Linked DNA regions of Homo sapiens: region 2 is linked to region 1. Evidence: read pairs that join two places in POLR2A ChIA-PET (ENCODE). Cell type or tissue: GM12878. All regions are shown on one strand. Each heading gives the region's core, and the rest is flanking DNA. Links, peaks and the distances in the headings are about the cores only.

The links. Peaks named below come from ENCODE experiments on the same cell type or tissue, not always from the same donor. Only the 100,000 strongest peaks of a DNase experiment are listed, where the experiment ranks them.
Region 2: POLR2A ChIA-PET joins it to region 1 with 6 read pairs; 2 of 35 experiments call an interaction of 5 or more read pairs at or near these places.

Annotation. Positions count from the first base shown.
Region 1 is chr3:53,188,261-53,192,649 of GRCh38, reverse strand. It overlaps PRKCD (protein kinase C delta), which reads right to left. Exons shown (of 19, transcript NM_006254.4): 16 at 3,792-3,930; 17 at 3,404-3,592; 18 at 2,649-2,777; 19 at 1-542. The coding sequence ends at 384. Among named protein-coding and RNA genes, the nearest start is that of PRKCD, 29 kb to the right of the region's middle. RefSeq lists enhancers at 345-604, 1,552-1,681, 4,088-4,167, 4,308-4,389. In GM12878, for the core only: no CTCF peak of the experiment used is centred there; a DNase peak (open chromatin) is centred at 1,752; H3K4me3 peaks cover 290 bases; H3K27ac peaks cover 3,056 bases.
Region 2 is chr3:52,729,145-52,733,533 of GRCh38, reverse strand. The region is part of intron 15 of NEK4 (NIMA related kinase 4); the gene reads left to right. It also overlaps the pseudogene LOC100301990. Among named protein-coding and RNA genes, the nearest start is that of SPCS1, 25 kb to the right of the region's middle. RefSeq lists an enhancer at 770-1,969. In GM12878, for the core only: no CTCF peak of the experiment used is centred there; a DNase peak (open chromatin) is centred at 2,700.

The DNA of each region.
Region 1 (4,389 bases), core at 248-4,247:
TTTTTTTTTTTTGTCATATATATATTTTTTTGAAAAAGATCAACATATCACCAGTCCCCCATGGTTTTTCTCTACTGAGCAATATATACAGCCTATTATATATATATATATGTCTATGTATATAATATATATTTTCAATAGATAACTACATTCAAGTAATGAAACACAGGATTTACAATTTCCCTCCGAAGGCAGAGGAAAAGCAGATTCACACACAGTTCACAGAGGAAGTACCATGAGAGCCCGGCCAGACGGCAGCCAAGGACGCTCTGGGGGCAGGGGCGGGGCCAGCAGCAGAAGTCACCACAGTCCCACTGGTGCTTATCGTGGGGAGCGGGCAGGTGTGGGTGGAGGGCAGGGCTAGCCTGATCTGTCCAGGAACCTCAATCTTCCAGGAGGTGCTCGAATTTGGGGTTCACAAAGGAGAAGCCAGCGAATGCAGACTGGTCCATGGAGTCGATGAGGTTCTTGTCGCTGTAGGAGAGGCGCGCCTTCTCGTTCAGGAACTCCTGGTCAAAGTTACTGTAGTCTCTGGGTGACTTCTACAAGCAGAGGGCAGGGGTGAGCGAACAGGACCTAGGGAATGGCCCTCCAGACACCCCAGGCTGGAGTCCCTGCAGGGCTGGGCCAGGCCAGAGCTGTCCTCACCCAGAACAGAAGACAGAGCCTCCCCTAGCAGCCTGAAAGGAGCCCCATGGGAAGGAGGCTGCCATTTCCCCAAGAGGATGAGGAAAGTGACCAGGGAGCTCTGGGCCTGGGTTAGGAGAGGTGGTAGCCTCTTGCTCAGAGACCACCGAATCACAGCCCAGGGAGGCTCACTTACCACCTGTTTTTGTGGGGACCACAAGCTAAGAATGGCTTTCACATTTTTAAATGGTTGGAAAAAAAATCAAAAGAAAAATATTTCATGACATGAAAATTAGGTGAAATTCAAATTTCACTTTCCATAAATAAAGCTTTTGTAATACACAACCATGCCCATTTGTTGACATACTGTCTATGCCTGCTTTGAGACCATCAAGCCTGAAAAGCCTAAAATATATACTATCAGGCTGTTTACAGGAGAAATTTGCTGATTCTCTGCTCCTGAGGATATGATGGGATGGTAATATAGAAAGACCGCAAGCTGGTGGCCCTTCAGCCAAACTGAACTGGCAAGTACAATCATTTCGGCTTGTACTGGGTTTTAATGGAATTTGAACCTATATTTTATTTATTTATTTTTATTTATTTATTCATTTAGAGATGGAGTCTCACTCTCTTGCCCAGGCTGGAGTGCAGTGGCACGATCTCGGCTCACTGCAACCTCCACCTCCTGGGTTCAAGCGATTCTCCTGCCTCAGCCTCCTGAGTAGCTGGGATTACAGGTGTGCACCACCGTACCCGGCTAATTTTTTTTGTATTTTTTGTAGTAGAGACGGGGTTTCACCATGTTGGCCAGGCTGGTCTCGAACTCCTGACCTCAGGTGATCTGCCTGCCTCAGCCTCCCAAAGTGCTGGTGTGGGCCACTGTGCCCGGCCTGAACTTATATTTTAAAATTGAGCAATGCAACCTAAAAATCCAGATTTCCAGCTTCTTTTGAAAACTGGCAGATTAAAGCAGCCCTGGGCCCACTTCCTGCCCACTCTTGGTGCTAAGAGCCCCCTGGACAGCCCCTGCCCCACTGACAAGGGGTACATCACACCTGCTTTGTGTTTCTTAGTGCGGAGAAGGAAATCTATCAAAAGTGAGACTGAAAGCAGGCTGTGTGATTTTCTTGCAGCTGGCCTAGCCTGTCAGTTACATGCTCAGCCAGGACACGTCTGAGTTTGAGGTCCCTGGTGTAGGGGAAGTGCTCTGTAGCCTCAAAGCACAAATGTGGGGCGCATTACACAGGCTGCCCAGTGGGAACTGTGTGCCCTGGTGGAGGAGGGGAATCAAAGGACAGAAGGGGAGTGGGAAGGAAGAACTGTGGTCACAGAGGGGCCACACAGCCCCAAATTTCTTAGTGGCCCCACCTGCCTCTGCTCTCAGGCTGGTTCCTTGGTAGCCCTGTAGATTCTGGGCCTGTGAGTGAACCAGCCCCTCTTCCACCTGGAATGCCTCCCAGCTGTCCCTTGTCTCACTTCTTCCAACGGGGCCTCTCAGACCCACCCTCTTCTCTGCCACCTGGGTTCCTGCTGACAGACCCACTCAATAGCAACGGATCATGTGTCCTGGGGCATCTCTTATACTGTCATCTCGTATCACAAATTGTCATAGGTGTGCAAGTTTCTTATCTCTCCAACTAGCTGAGAGCTCCTCCGGTTCTGGGACTGCATCTCCCACTTTGCTGTGCAGCCCAGCACTGTGCTCTGCATTCAACAGGGACTCAGGATTCCCCATATGTATTGGAAAATGGATTGAATGGAGCGATAAAGTGAGGTCTTAACTCTATTTCCCAAAACAGGGTCCTCTGCATACAGTGGGATCCACAGTCCCCAGTGTGTGCTGAATGACTGAGTCAGGAGGGAGAGGATGAGAATACAAGGGCAGCGGCTGTGACTGAACATGCTATGGAGATTGCTGGAAGAAGGGAGAGGTGGAAAGCGTGTGAATGATGCAGGAGAGAGGGAGGGCAGGAGAGGAGTAGCTCAGCCTGAAGGCAGCACAGGGCAGGATCACATACCACTTTGGGCCTGAAAGGTGGCTCCAACCTCCGCTTTTCCAGCAGAGTCCAGTTTATGGTCTTGAAGAAGGGGTGGATTTTGATGTTTCCGGTCACTCCCAGCCTCTTGGTTGGTTCCCTTTCAAAGAGCTGCAACCCAGCAGGGACCCTGGTTAGCACCCAAGGGCCATGGGAAATTGGAGCTTCAGCAAATCCCCAGCAGGCCCAGGGATGCAAAGCCAGGCTTGCCCCAGCCCCAGTCAGCCTGGGGAACGGTGGGGCTGAGGGAGGCCACTCTGGCCTGCAGTGCTCCCAGCTCCCCCGGAGATGACAGGCTCTGGGCTGGACATCTGCGACTCTGCTGGTGGAACTTTTTATTATTTACTATCTGCCTGGCCCACAGCTGAGCATCATATGTTTCTATTTTCTTCCCAACAACTCTGTGAGTCAAGTCTGCTCATAGCCCCATTTTACAGATAAGGAGACAAACTCTGAGAGGTTAAGTGACCAGCTAGTCCCAGGCAGAGCCAGCATTTGGCCTCGGGTCTGTCTCCTGACCCTGGGCCCTTAGTCACCATGTCAGGCTGATTCTATGCACAGGACTCAGACAGGAGTTCCTGGGAACATGGTGAGAGAGCAATACCCCGTATGTTAGGACTGCAGCACCACTGAGGCTGCCATTCCAGAGACAGGAAGCTCCTCACCCAAAGCCCAGTGTCTGCCAGCCCCTGCCCCAGCCCAGCCCAGACCAGCCCAGCCCAGCCCAGGGCCTCCACCTTCTCCAGGATGTCCTTGGACTCCTTGGTGATCCAGCGGGGATAATGTGGCGTGTCCACACGGATGGACTCGAAGAGTTCATCCTCATCATCACCATGGAAGGGGGACTGGCCAATGAGCATCTCGTACAGAAGGACCCCGAAAGACCACCAGTCCACAGAGAATGTGTACTTCAGGCCCTGTAGGATCTGGCGGTGGGGAGAGCAGCAGGTCAGCAGGAGCTGAGGTGCTGAGGCTGAGAGGGGCCCCTGGGCACGAAGCCTAGCCAGGCCGCCTCAGCCTATGGGCTTTGGCTTGGACATCACTGCCCTTGGGAATCCTTCCCTGGCCCACCGTGGGGAGGCAAGGTGCCTGACTGAGCGGGGGGCTGGAAGGGTATCGGCTCACCTCAGGGGCGATATAGTCAGGGGTGCCGCAGAAGGTGCTGGCCCGGCTCTCCCCGAATATGTTCTCTTTGCACATCCCAAAGTCGGCAATCTTGATGTGGCCATCCCGGTCCAGCAGCACATTGTCCAGTTTGAGGTCCCTAAGGACAGGGGACAGGTAAGAGTCAGCAGGGGACATTTCTTCTCCTTCCAACCCTGCCCCCCATGTCCTAATTTTCAGCCGTATTAGTCCAGGACTGTCCCCAAGGGTACAAGGGAATGAGAAACAGAAAAGGAAGCAGAAGGAGAAAGAGATCCTAAAAACAGGTGCTTCTTGCAAGTCCCCTACTGTGTGCTAAACGCTGGGCATACACTGCCCTACTTCCTGAAGCCCAAATGGGGCTCAAACAGGTGATGTCACTCGCCCAGGGTCCCCTAGCAGTCAGCAGCAGAAGTGACCCCCAGGTTCAGGTTTGTCTACTTCCCACAGGCAGAGACCATGTCTATATTTAGTAATTAGTCATTTGAGTATATACTTAATGCATATGGGAACTAGAAATGGCAAACAGTACAAAGTCTACCTTCCACTGAGCTCAATCATGAGGCTCTCCTTAGAGCAA
Region 2 (4,389 bases), core at 262-4,261, 460 kb after region 1:
ACGTGTGTAAGGTTTTTCTGCAGTATGACTTCTCTGTTGAGTGAGGGAAAATTTGTGCCTGAAGTTCTTGTACACTCATTACATTTGTAAGGTTTTTCTCCAGAATGGATTACAAGATGGGCGCTAAGTCCTGAACACTCTTTAAATGCTTTACCACATTCGTTACATTTGCGAGGCCTCTCTCCAGGATGAATTCTTTGATGTTGTGCAAGGTTTGAATTGCTGTTAAACACCTTGTGACAGTCACTACGTTTGTAAGGCTTCTGTCCAGTATGAATTCTCCAGTGATCTGCAAGGTGTGGATTGCAACTAAAGACCTTGCCACATTACTGCATTTGTAAAGTTTATCTGCAGTATGGATTACTTGATGATTAGTAAGACTTGCAGACACTCTAAAAACTTTGCCATCTTAACTACGTCCATAAGATTTTTCCTCTAATGTGTGCTTTGTCGTCTTGTGGGAGTGATGGGAAATCAATGAAATCATTTCTGTATTTATTTAACACTAGAAGAATTTTTTTGAAGTGGTGGAACTGAGGAACTATGGTTTGTAAACTTTTCAATTTGATTACTTCCATAAATTTTCCTTCCAGCTTAAAATAGCTGCAATTCAGGCAGATGTGACTGAAGGTTAATCCAAGTTGATTTTTAATAGGCTCATTTTCTGTATTACTTCCCAATGTACAGCTTCTCCCTGTGTTCACACCTTTGATGCATTCCCTGCCATCTGGATTGTTTGCTATCTTCACCCTGCAGAGTCCAGAGCTCTCGCTTTGTCTCCAACATGGAGATAATGCTCAGGTCAGGAAGACAGATTCCCAGAAAGACCAGGTTCCTGTAGTTCTCCTACATCACTTCCCTGTATAAAGCCCTCTGTGCAGGGTCCAGTTATTTCCACTCCTCCTGAGAGAATTCTGTAGCCACATCCATGAATGTCAAGTGACGCTGAGTAAGAGTCTTTCCTGATTCCTTTTCTTTCCGCTTCTTTCTCTTCTGGGCTTCTTCATCACACAGCCTGACTCATAAGAAATCAATCTGTGGCCGGGTGTGGTGGCTCACGCCTGTAATCCCAACACCTTGGGAGGCCGAGATGGGCGGATCATGAGGTCAGGAGATTGAGACCATCCTGACTTAACACGGTGAAACCCCGTCTCTACTAAAAATACAAAAAAATTAGCCGGGCGCAGTGGCGGGCATCTGTAGTCCCAACTACTTGGGAGGCTGAGGCAGGAGAATGGCATGAACCCAGGAGGCGGAGCTTGCAGTGAGCCAAGATCGCGCCACTGCACTCAGCCTGGGCAACTGAGAGAGACTGTGTCTCAAAAAGAAAAAAAAAGAAATCAATCTGTGAGGCTGGGCGCTGGGTGGCTCATGCCTGTAATCCCAGCATGTGTTAGTCTGTTCTCACACTGCTAATAAAGACATACTTGAGATTGGGTAGTTTATAAAGAAAAGAGGATTAATTGACTCATGGTTCCATATGGCTGGGGAGGCCTTAACAATCATAGCAGATGGTGAAGGGGAAGCAAGACACGTCTTACGTGGCAGCAGGCAAGAGAGTGTGTGCAGGGGGACTGCCCTTCATAAAACCGTCAGATCTCGTGAGACTTACTCACTATCATGAGAACCGCATGGGAAAACCCGTCCCCATGATTCACTTACCTCCCGCCGGGTCCCTCCCACGACACGTGGGGATTATGGGAGATACAATTCAAGATGAGATTTGGGTGGAGACACAGCTAAACCATACTTTCGGAGGACGAGGTGGGCAGATTGCCTGAACTCAGAAGTTTGAGACGGGCCTGGGCAACATGGCAAGACTCCTGTGTGTGCTGCGGCATGACCTTCACTCCACGTGATCCACTTCCAGGTCTCATTGGACACATTTTGAGTTAATTCTTGCGTATGGCATGATGAAGTAAAGCTCCAACTTCATTATGTATGTGGCTCTCCTGTTGTCCCGTCACCATGTGTTGCAAAGACTATTTTCTCACCTTGTTAAAAATCAGTTGACTAGAGACACATGGGCTTATTTCTGGACTCTCATTTCTATTCCGCTGATCTATATATCTATCCTTATGCCACTACCACACTTTGCTTACTGTTACTTTGGAGTAAGGTTTGAAATCAGGAAGGATGAGTCCTCCACTATTATTCTTTCTCAAGATTGTTTTGGTTATTCTGGGTCCCTTGCAATTACATATGAATTTTAGAATTTGTTTGTCAATTTCCACAAAGAAGCCAGCTGTCTTAAAGAAATTGAGAGAAGAAAGAAAAGTATGTTTGTAAATTTTGTTGTTGTAACTCTATCATTTCTGGATCTCTTTATTTGTTCCTTTGGATTCAACTTTCCATGTGGAGTCATTTCCGTAGCCTAATACAGCTTTGCTCCCACTTACCTCCTTTGTTTTGTTATTGGCAAATATATTACATTTCTATATGTTATAGGCTCAACAATATATACATTTTTTTAAATTGTAATAAAATGGAGATAAAATATACCATTTTAGCCATTTTAAAGCATACAGTTCAGTGGTATTAAGTACATTCACATTGTTGTACAACATTCACCACCATCTATCATCAGAACTTTTTTCATGTTGCAAAACTGAAACTCTACACCCATTTAACAATAGTTCCCCATTTCCTGCCCCCACCAGCCCCTGGCAACCACCCATCTACTTTCTGTCTCTCTGAGTTTGACTATCCTAAGCATTTGCACAAAGCTGAGACATAAAATGTTAAACTGGCCCACAAAGAAAGCTCCATGCTCAGATGCTTTACTGGTGAATTCTTCCAACCATCTAAGAAAGAAAGAACACCAATCCTGCATAAAGTCTTCCAGAATACTTTAAGAGGGGATACTTCCCACCTTATCCACAAAACCAGCACAACTCTGACATCAAGACTCAACAAGGACACTACGTGAAAAAATATCAGATCAATATCTCTCATGAACAGAGGTGAAAAAATACTTTAATCATCTGGATTTTGTTAAAGATTTTCGAATGAATGTTCATAAGGGATATTCATATGCATTTCTCTTTTCCTGTAGTGTCCCTGTCTGGCCCCAGCACCAGGGCATTGTCGTCAGCCTCATAAAATGAACCAGGAATTACCCCTTCCTCCTCAACTCTCTGGAAAAGTTTGAGAAGGATTGGCATCATTTCCTCTCCAAAGTGTGGTAGAATCACCAGCAAAGCCATCAGGTCTAGGAACTTTCCTTTTTGGGAGTTTGTTGATGATTGATTCATTCTCCTTACACTAGTTATGGGTCTATTCAGATTTTCTATTTCTTTGTGATTCAGTCTCAGTAGGTTTTATGTTTCTAGGAATGTGTCCATTTCATCTAGGTTTATGCAACTTGTTGGCATACAATTGTTCATAGTTCTCTTACAATTCTTTTTTATTTTATTTATTTATTTTTGAGATAGAGTCTCGCTCTGTCACCAAGCTAGAGTGCCATGGCGCAATTTCAGCTTGCTGCAATCTCTGCCTCCCGGTTTCAAGGGATTCTCCTGCCTCAGGCTCCCGAGTAGCTGGGATTACAGGCACACGCCACCACACCCAGCTAATTTTTGCATTTTTAGTAGAGATGGGGTTTCACCGTGTTGGCCAGGAGGTCTTGATCTCCTGACCTCGTGATCCACCTACCTCGGCTTCCCAAAGTGTTGGGATTACAGGCATGAGCCACCATGCCCACCCAATTCTTTTTATTTCTGTAGAGCTGGTAGTAATGTATCCATTTTAATTTCTTATTTTGGTAATTTGAGTCTTTTTTTTTTTTTTGGCTAGTCAAGTGAAGCAATCTTTTTTTTTTTTTTGAGACACAGAGTCTTGCTCAGCCGCCCAGGCTAGAGTGCAGTGGCATGATCTCGGCTCACTGCAACCACCGTCTCCCGGGTTCAAGCGATTCTCCCATCTCAGCCTCCCAAGTAGCTGGGATTACAGGCAACTGCCATCATGCCTGGCTAATTTTTGTATTTTAGTAGAGATGGGGTTTCACCATGTTGGCCAGTCTGGTCTTGAACTCCTGACCTCAGGTGATCCACCCACCTTGGCCTTCCAAAGTGCTAGGATTACAGGTGTGAGCCACCGTGCCCGCCCTTTTTTTTTAATTTAAAATATTTGAAACAGGCTTTCGCTCCATCCCCCAGGCTGGAGTGCAGTATTGGGGGAACCCACCCCCAATATTTCAACGTAGGTTCTTTCTATTTTCCATAAATGTCGGCCAGCTGAGAAATAAAGAGAAAGAGTACAAAGAGAGGAATTTTTGTACTGGGCCTCTGGGGGTGACATCACATATCAGTAGGACCGTGATGCCCACCTGAGCCTTAAAACCAGCAAGTTTTTATTAAGGATTTCAAAAGGGGAGGGGGTGTACAAGCA